2 separate regions of the Homo sapiens genome follow, and region 2 is linked to region 1. The links are chromatin contacts, found by Hi-C in ENCODE. All regions are on one chromosome and are shown on one strand. Each heading gives the region's core, a stretch centred on a gene start or an enhancer-like site at or near the end of the contact. The rest is flanking DNA. Distances are from core to core; before and after follow the strand shown. Region 1 holds the start of RAET1L (retinoic acid early transcript 1L). Region 2 overlaps PLEKHG1 (pleckstrin homology and RhoGEF domain containing G1).

What was found. A loop is a pair of places that touch in the nucleus more often than their neighbours do. Pooled maps may share reads with other maps.
Region 2: a pooled map shows a loop between it and region 1 (4-fold over the local background). The contact joins the enhancer-like site here to the promoter of RAET1L in region 1. A Hi-C loop is called at or near these places in 3 of 168 maps with a recorded cell type or tissue (A673, PC-3 and naive thymus-derived CD4-positive, alpha-beta T cell), 3 of 37 single-sample maps with no recorded cell type and 9 of 50 pooled maps.

Annotation. Positions count from the first base shown.
Region 1 is chr6:150,022,509-150,027,051 of GRCh38, forward strand. It overlaps RAET1L (retinoic acid early transcript 1L), which reads right to left and starts at 3,024. Exons shown (of 5, transcript NM_130900.3): 1 at 2,879-3,024. The coding sequence starts at 2,963.
Region 2 is chr6:150,812,202-150,816,165 of GRCh38, forward strand. The region is part of intron 11 of PLEKHG1 (pleckstrin homology and RhoGEF domain containing G1); the gene reads left to right. Among named protein-coding and RNA genes, the nearest start is that of MTHFD1L, 52 kb to the right of the region's middle. RefSeq lists enhancers at 1,159-1,258, 1,499-1,648. Within about 2 kb of position 1,255, at least 11 of the 41 ENCODE cell types and tissues checked have a DNase peak (open chromatin) inside an H3K27ac peak, as active enhancers do; they include A673 and PC-3, where a contact is called at or near this core.

The DNA.
Region 1 (4,543 bases), core at 1,774-4,273:
CAACACATGACCTTGCTAGAAAGGTGCCAGGCCTCTCTAGCAAGAGAGGAGGAAGGGCCTGGATGGCAGAGGATCTTCAGCAGTAGCCCACGTGGACTGCGGGAGGTGGGAGAGGGTGTGGGTCCACCCCTGTGGATGCTGGTGCTGGTTGAACAGAGTGAGGATGGAACCCCGTTGGATAAAGAAGAGTTAATTATCATGGTCACAGGATGTAACATGTTGGCAAAGCCCCTGGTGATGGCATGCATCTGCTATGAGGAGGCCTTCCTGAAACCTTGGACAAAGAGATGGTCCACACAGCAAGAAATGGAAAATCTGAAAGTCTAAGGCAGGTAGTGGAGGGAGAGATCACAGGCTCAGAGAAGTGCCCATGCCAGAGGGGTCTAAGTGTGAAAATCCAGAACAATGTCCATCCACTGTGCTTATGGGAAACCTGGAGGACTCCTGTTTACCCAGCATATAAAGAAGGCCCCATGAGAAGGCACCAGAATGGAATGAAGCTTAGGGATGCCTATTGCTGAAGGCCAGGGTTGGGGGTAGGAGATGCTGTTCCTGAAATCTGCTCCCAGAGTAATGGGATGAACAATTCTGAAATTCCAAATTCCAGGTGGAGGCTGTCAACTGTCAGGAGCAAGGAGGGTGCAATGATGGAAATGATTAGAGAAGTCACAATGCCAGCTGGGGACCTCAGTTATACAAAGTTATGCCCATGGCTCATAGAACAAAGGGGTCCAAAGTCCAAAAGAGATGGAAACCCACCCCGGATACTGCTGGATTTAAATAATTACAAGAAACAGAGATAAACCAAATCAGGAGGCTGAAAGTAGCCAGTCCATCAAGAACGAGGCTGCTTTGCCTAATTTGCAGAATGAAGCCACTTCTCAGACCCTGAACCCATGACTATAAGAAGACACCAGTTTCTAGTGAGGAAGGACCCTTTAACCCTGCAGCCAGGACAGTGAGTCCTTGTGGCCTTCTCCAGAGATATTTATGGCCAATAGAGTTTGCTGTGAAGGGCAATTTTGTAAACATGTAAAGGTGTTCAGGGAATATATTCTCCATTGTAACTACTCAACTCTGCTGTTGAAGCTCAAAAGCAGCCATAGACAATCCATGAATGATGAGCGAGGCTGGACCTACCTTAAGTGCCCAATGACCCAAGACCCCCTAAGATCCTAGAGGTACATGTGGTCACAATGTCTAATTGGAGAATCACAACAGAGATTCCATGTGAATATTCAGAGACAAGGCAATGCCACTCACAGCAAGGAAATCGCAACATTAAGCAGTGGCTCCTGTAGAGTACTGCACCTTGGCAGAGATGGGGCCTTTTGCCATGCATATAAAGAAGGCCCCATGACAAGGCACCAGAATGGAATGAAGCTTAGGGATGCCTATTCCTGAAGGCCTCAGAGCTGCCCATTACTGGTGGGCTCCTCGCCCTCTAGGTCATTAGGAAGATAGGCCCAGCAGTGAGAAGATGCAGGTGGTTCTTCTGGGATGGGCAGGAGCAGGGCCACCGGGAACCAAGAAGTTGCACAAGCAGTTGGACCTGATCCCCAGGACACCACGTGGCTGCACCCACTCACCCTCAGCTCACACCTGAGGCTTCAGGGAGGGTACCTGATGGTCCCCATGGATGCCACTCAGCACAAAGGAGGGGAGAATAAGCCCCCAACTATGGGACCCCCACTCCCATCACATCCACACCACCCAGAAGCCACAGGCAAGGTAGGGCCACCTTCTACTTTCCAACTGACATCAGAGACATCACTTGGAGATGACACCCTAGGGGATGGGGCACTGGGACACTGTAATCCCCTGATCTGGGATCAGCAACCTAGGACAGGGTCCAAATCTGGTCCCCCCTCTTTGAAGGTTGCCATTGCCTGCTGTTGCTCTACAAAGGGACAGGACTGGACACAGAGACGGAGAACCCATGGCCTGCAAAGATCACAGGGCATCCTTCCTCCCTTTCTAGAAAGGGTTTGCTGACCCCTGTCTACACAGTGACTATTCTCTATGACGCTGACACCCCCGTAGGAAGAACAGGCGGTCTGGGCCCCAAGGGCAGAAGTGGGTGCCTCTACTCACCAGAGTTCCCAGGGTCATCCTGGAGGAAATGGTGCTTCCCATCCCCCCTGCACAGGTTCTGAGGGGAGCTTGGGGTGTGTTTGTTGGGGTGTGTCCTCAGGCAAGAGGCAGAAGGTGCGACGTGGTGTAGGAGGTGGTGAGGTACCCTTCATGGATGGGGAGACCTCAGGGGTGACCAGCTGGGCTGAGGTGGGCAGTAAGAGGATGTGACCTGGGTGGTGGCAGTGGATGGTGAGGGGAGGGGTGGCGGGTATCTGCTGAGCCCCTGGGTGCAGGTGAGTGTCTACAGGAAAAGTGCGGGGAAAACAAAGGCAGGGAGTCCTGGGGGTGCTGGAGGGTTTGTGTGGTAGAGAGCAGGTGAGAGCAGAGCAGGCTTGTGGCTGGTGGGGGCGTCTGTGATTGTATCCCTGTGGTACCCCCCTTCACCCAGTCCTGACCCCAGCTCTGTTCCCGGGGGGGCTCTGGTTTCTCCTTCCGAAAGGCGGGTGGGACTGCCGGGCTGCACTAGGAATCCGGGCCCCACCTAGCCCTCGCAGCCCTCTGGCCCCTCCACCCTCCTGCCAGCCTCGTTTTCACCCTGCTCTTTTTCGCCCCTACTGGGGCAAGAACAGCCTTGGGGAGTGGACCCGGCGGGAAGGAGCCCAGGAGGGGAACTGAGCTGGGGGCGCAGTTCGGGGAGATCTCCCTTGTCCTTCCAGAAGCCTTCCCTCCTCTGAAACCCGCTGCAGTCCACAGTCCCTCAGGTTTGGCCCCCGCCCCGCTTAGGCTCCATCCACCAGCTCACCGTCTCGCCTAGCCCGGGACCAGCCGAACAGCAGGAACAGAAGCGGGAGGCACAGAAGCAAAGCTGGGATGGCGGCTGCTGCCATTGGGGACCAGGAGGGCTGGGGACAAGAGATTTAATCAAGGTGGATCCTGGAAGATGAAATCACCTCTGTGCTGAAAGGCTGGCTTATATACTGTTAGTTACTGGGGAATGTACCGGGGAATGAGTCACCTCGATTCTGAAAAGCCAGATTTTAATGCTACTGGGCGTAGTCACTGGGCGCGTTCCACCTCTTCGTTTCATTGTCTGGACGAAATCCAGTTTCCATGCTAGTGTCCCTTCCCTTCTTCACCCGCTCCGGCAGCTTGGTGGCCTCGTGCCCGGGCCCCACTCCTGCCAGGACACGATTCCTTCCACGACAGACTCATTTAATCATTATAGCATTTTTTATTAATGGTGAAGAAACGTGCAGAGGAATATTCAGCGGCCTCGGCGTCTCCTTGTCCCCGCCTGGGTCCGCGGCACTCTCCCTCCTTCCGCTTGCGCCGCGGGGTCCCTGGCTCACCCCGCCCTGGGCACAGCCATGGGCCTGTTCGCGTCCCCTCCACTACTTCCCCAGTCCCCGGTGGGCGTGGTTACAGTCCGGGCTGGGTTTTATTTTTTATTTCTTTATCTATTTATGTATTTGGAGATGGGGTTTCTCTCTTATTGCACAGGCTGGAGTGCAACGGCCCGATGTCGGCTCGCCGCAGCCTTGTCTCCTGGGTTCAAGCGATTCTCTTGCCTCAGCTTCTGGAGTAGCTGGGATTACGGGTGCCCACCACCAAGCCCGGCGAATTGTTTGTAGTTTTGGTAGAGATGGGGTTTCACCTTGTTGGCCAGGCTGGTCTCAAACTCCTTTCCTCAGGTGATCCACCCACCTCGGCCTCCCAAAGTGCTGGGATTACAGGCATGAGTCAGCGTGCCCGGCCTGGGCTAGGTTTTATTACAGAAACAGCAGGTAGGGTTTCAGAGGTTCAAAACAACATATTGTATAGTAAACAATTGGTGAAGATGGTAAATTCTATGTTCTATGTTTTTACCAAAATTAAGCAGCTTTAAAAATTATCTTAACAATTTATGTCTTGCTTCTGCTTCACCCAGTGCAGACTGGCCAAAAGGCTGCTCATTAAAATCGAGGACAGCATTGAGGACCTCATCCCTAGAATCTCAACCTGTGACACGCTTGCTGATTTAGAAAGCTCCTCAGAGAGATTACCTCTGAGCTCCCAGTTCAGCAGCCGCCCTGGCCCAGGTCCACCGATGGCACAGGGGGCTCAGCAGAGCAGGTTCAACTGAAAGTTCCTAGTGGTTCCCAACTGTCAGCGCATTCTGCTGGCCTCTTCCCCCTGGGCAAAGAGCCAGCCATCCTTCAAAGCCGGGCACAAATACCCCCTCCCATGTGTGTCCTGCATGTTCCCACAATACAGAACACCCTCCTGCTCCCTGAGACCTGGGTTCACAGTGGGTGCATCCAGATCTCCCTGTGTGACAATTGCTCACACATTTCTTTGCCTCTCTGCTAGAAGCATGAGGTCTTTGAGAATATACTACATCCCTTCCTAAAAAGACCTAGTGAACAACTTGCTCAATCATGTAATCAATTGTGTTTCCACGAAGAGCAGGAGCCGAGGGAGGAGTCTA
Region 2 (3,964 bases), core at 5-2,504, 790 kb after region 1:
GAAATTCAGGTCTTGGAAGCTAAGGATCAGGAGACTCTTGCTAGAGGCAGTAATTGAAGCCCTAAGGTTTAATAAGATGGCCCACAAAAATGTGCAAAGGAAAGATGAACCCTTGGGAATCCCAACATCTAAGTGATCAGCAAGCGGGTGGGGGGATTTGGAGAACAGCCAAAGAAAGATTGAAAGAGTAGCAGAGGAGGCAGGGAGGATGTCTGAGGAGAAGGCACTGCGCTAACAAGGAAAAAGCACATCTCAGAGATGGGGGAGACACAGTCTCAAAGGCTGCCGAGGTCAAGGAGATTTAAACAGAAAAGCAGATTTTATATTTGGCAACTAAGAGAAAAGGGAGAGATCACAGTGGGTTGCAGAAAAAGGGGGATTAAGAAGGAACGGAATGGGTATAGACTTTTTTATATGTAAAGTTCACAAAAGGAAGAAAAAATGATAGTTTGGAGAGAAAGGCAAGAGCAAAGCAAGACTTCTCGTCTGGCTCGAATGCCGAGTCCATGAGCAGATGGCAGGGAAGGAGGAGGAAGGTGGGAGAGGAGACAGTGGCTCACTTCTTGTTGGAACGGGGCCTGGGGAGGTGGGAAGGAAGAGGATGGGACACACAGGAATAGGGGCTCATCTTGGAAAGGGCTGGAAGCATCTCTCTGAACCAAGGGAGAAAAAGATGAAAGACAGAGGAACTTTGAGGTGGACTTGGGGGAAGACAAAGGGTTCGATTTCACTCGTGCAGATAATAAAGTCATCTGCTGAGTGAGTGAAGCAGAGAGCAGGGGTGTCTGAGGGAAAGTGGAAAGGATCAGAAGAACACTTGCTGGCCGGGCGCGGTGGCTCACACCTGTAATCCCAGCACTTTGGGAGGCGGAGGCGGGCAGATCACGAGGTCAGGAGATCAAGACCATCCTGGCTAACACGGTGAAACCCCATCTCTACTAAAAATACAAAAAATTAGCTAGGCGTGGTGGCGGGTGCCTGTAGTCCCAGCTACGCGGGAGGCTGAGGCAGGAGAATGGCGTGAACCCGGGAGGCGGAGCTTGCATTGAGCCGAGATCACGCCACTGCACTACGGCCTGGGCGACAGAGTGAGACTCTGTCTCAAAAAAAAAAAAAAACAAAATGGACCAGTCACTAGAGATGACTAGAATAGCCTGTGAAAGACATCAAAGACCCAACTGAGGCTGGCCCCCATGAATCAGTGTGATGACGTCATTTCAAAATCTGCTCAGCAGCTTGGAAACTACTGGTGAAAACCGTGGTGTGTGTGGGTTCCTCCAGGTTGGGAACCGGCAGAGCTGGTAGGGGAAGGTTCCCAGGGCGGGGGTGGGGAGGGTGCCAGTGAGCACGCAGTTGCAGTAATTGGGCATGACATTAGGCTGAGTGAAGAGGAAAACCAGCTGGCGACAGAGGCGTGGGGTGAGGGACTGCAGTATTGTCATAAAGCCCGGTTCAGCAGGACTTAATGTGAGAGAGAAGGAAATACCCTAATCTGTAATTGAAGAAGGGACTTTTGGAGTCCTGCCTTAGAGGTGGGACGGTTTTGAGTGTGATCAGGTTCTGGAGGTGGCTCTGATTCTGTGCTGCTGCTCTGGAGTGGAGGAAAAGGTCATTAGAAAGTGGTCAAGGAACTAGGGTGGTGGGTGGATTATTCACATGGATGGTGAAACAGTCCAAGTTGGGGCTGGGAGGAGTGAGGTGGAGCAGACAATGGGATGATGATCATGAAAATTGAACTGGGTGGAAAATAAGGGCTGAGATTTCTGAGAAAGGGGACAGTCTGTTTTGTTCTCTGTATATTTTGACAAGCATTTGAAGCTTGTTCTCAGGACTGCCAGCAATGATTTGGTCCTCAGGAAATGAATGTGCATAGGTGTGGACTTGGACCTAAGCATGAGTTTTCATTTCGTCAGGGTGTTATGAGATGAAAGGGAGCTCATGCAGAGAGGGGACTGCATTTTCTTTATGATTAGTCATTTTGTTGCTGGCCTGGTGCCTTAGAATGCCCTTCTGAGCAATGGCAGAGTATCTTTGATGGGCCCCACCCATTGTTTACCTGTCTGCTGGGAAAATCAAAATTGCTAACAAGATTCTGAAAGGCAGTTACAAAATGAGACCCCCTTACATACCTGTCTTTCTCCCACGCTAGGCGTGTGTGCCTCAGGAAGTTCCCTTTAAGTATTCAAATGGTTAATATAGTCAATATAACATCGTACTTTCTCCCCAAGTTGTCGATCCTTTCTATCTAAAAACATCTTTTCAGTTACAACTTATTGAGCATACACACTGTGCTGAGTACTTTATATTCTTATTTCACCCTCACCAAAATATGTTATGAGGTAGTTCTTATTCTTCCCATTCTAGAAAAAATAAAAACAGAGGCTGAGAGACATTAAATAAACTGCCCAAGTTTATATAACTAGTACATGACCAAGCCTGGATTGGTCTATCTGGCTCCAAAGAGCATCCTAACCACATTATTCCCACTGGCAATAAAAACACCTTTTTTTGTTTTGTTTTGTTTTGAAACAGCGTCTCACTCTGTCACCCAGGCTGGAGTGCAGTGGTGCAATCTCCATACAAGAAAAAGCACACTGCCACCTCCACCTTCTGGGTTCAAGTATTCTTGTGCCTCAGCCACCCGAGTAGCTGGGACTACAGGCGCACACCACCACACCTGGCTAATTTTTGTATTTTTAGTAGAGATGAGGTTTCACCATGTTGGCCAGGCTGGTCTCGAACTCCCGGCCTCAAGTGATCCACCTGCCTCAGCCTCTCCCAAAGTGCTAGGATTACAGGCACAAGCCACCACACCCAGCCTCAAACACGCTTGTCTAATATACTTTATTCACTATAATGTAATCATAATTTTCTATTTAAGCAGGATTATCATTAAAGTGAACTTTCCACATCTTTCCTCGAGATTATTTCTTATTTTCCTAAAGTTTTCAAAATGTATTTCTATTATTTCTGTGAAATGAATGCATAGTGGGAAATTTTAAACATCAAGAAATGTATCACCAGTCTAATAATGTCAACACAGCTGTGGGAAACTCATTAGTTACAGCCTCCCAGCTGCCTTCCGTTCTTTTAATTCAATGATGGTCCTTGGCTGACACCTAGTGGAAATCCTGGAAACAGTACTTTAAAAATTAAATGTCCAGACAAAAAAAAATTCTTGAAGTCAGCTTTACAGATACCAGGGAACTTCTTGGAAATAGCCATATTGCCCATTAGTATATGTGGTAAATAAATTTAACTCTTCTCCAAATTAATTGAAAATAAAGGTGAAGGTATTTTGCATTTTATATATTAGTATGTTTCTGTAATTGCACTTCCCAGAGAGAGACTGAGCTAACATTTGTGTTTGCAAGTAATTTCAACTCATAATCTCAAACTCTGAATGTATGAGAGAGATAGCTATCAGGTTACAAAAATTGAAGCATTTGTTTTCTCTAAGGTGACTGTGTTGAGGCTCCCCCAAGCCCCACACTTTTTCACTAAACGTGATCGCCACTTAGCCGAAATATTTGTACTGGGATATCACAGATGGTAGCAAAATAGAGTAAAATTATTTTAAAAGTTATTTTTAGCATAGTGTTTTGTAGGTTAAATTATACTACCCTTAAAAAATGAAAATAACTTTAAAGAGGCAAGAAAGGCTACAATCCCCTAGGACAGTGGTCTTCAACCTTTTGGGCACCAGGGATTGGTTTTGTGGAAGATAATTTTTCCACGGATGGAGGCAGGGGGAGGCTTTTGGGATGATGAAAGCACATTACGTTTATTGTGCACTTTATTTCTATTACTACATGGTAATATATAATGAAATCGTTCTACAGCTCACCATAATGTGGAATCAGTGGGAGCCCTGAGCTTGTTCTAGCCCTGAGCAACTAGACAGTCCCATCTGGGGGTGATGGGAGACAGCGACACCCCAAGTGTGTTGCTTATGTCCAGTCTG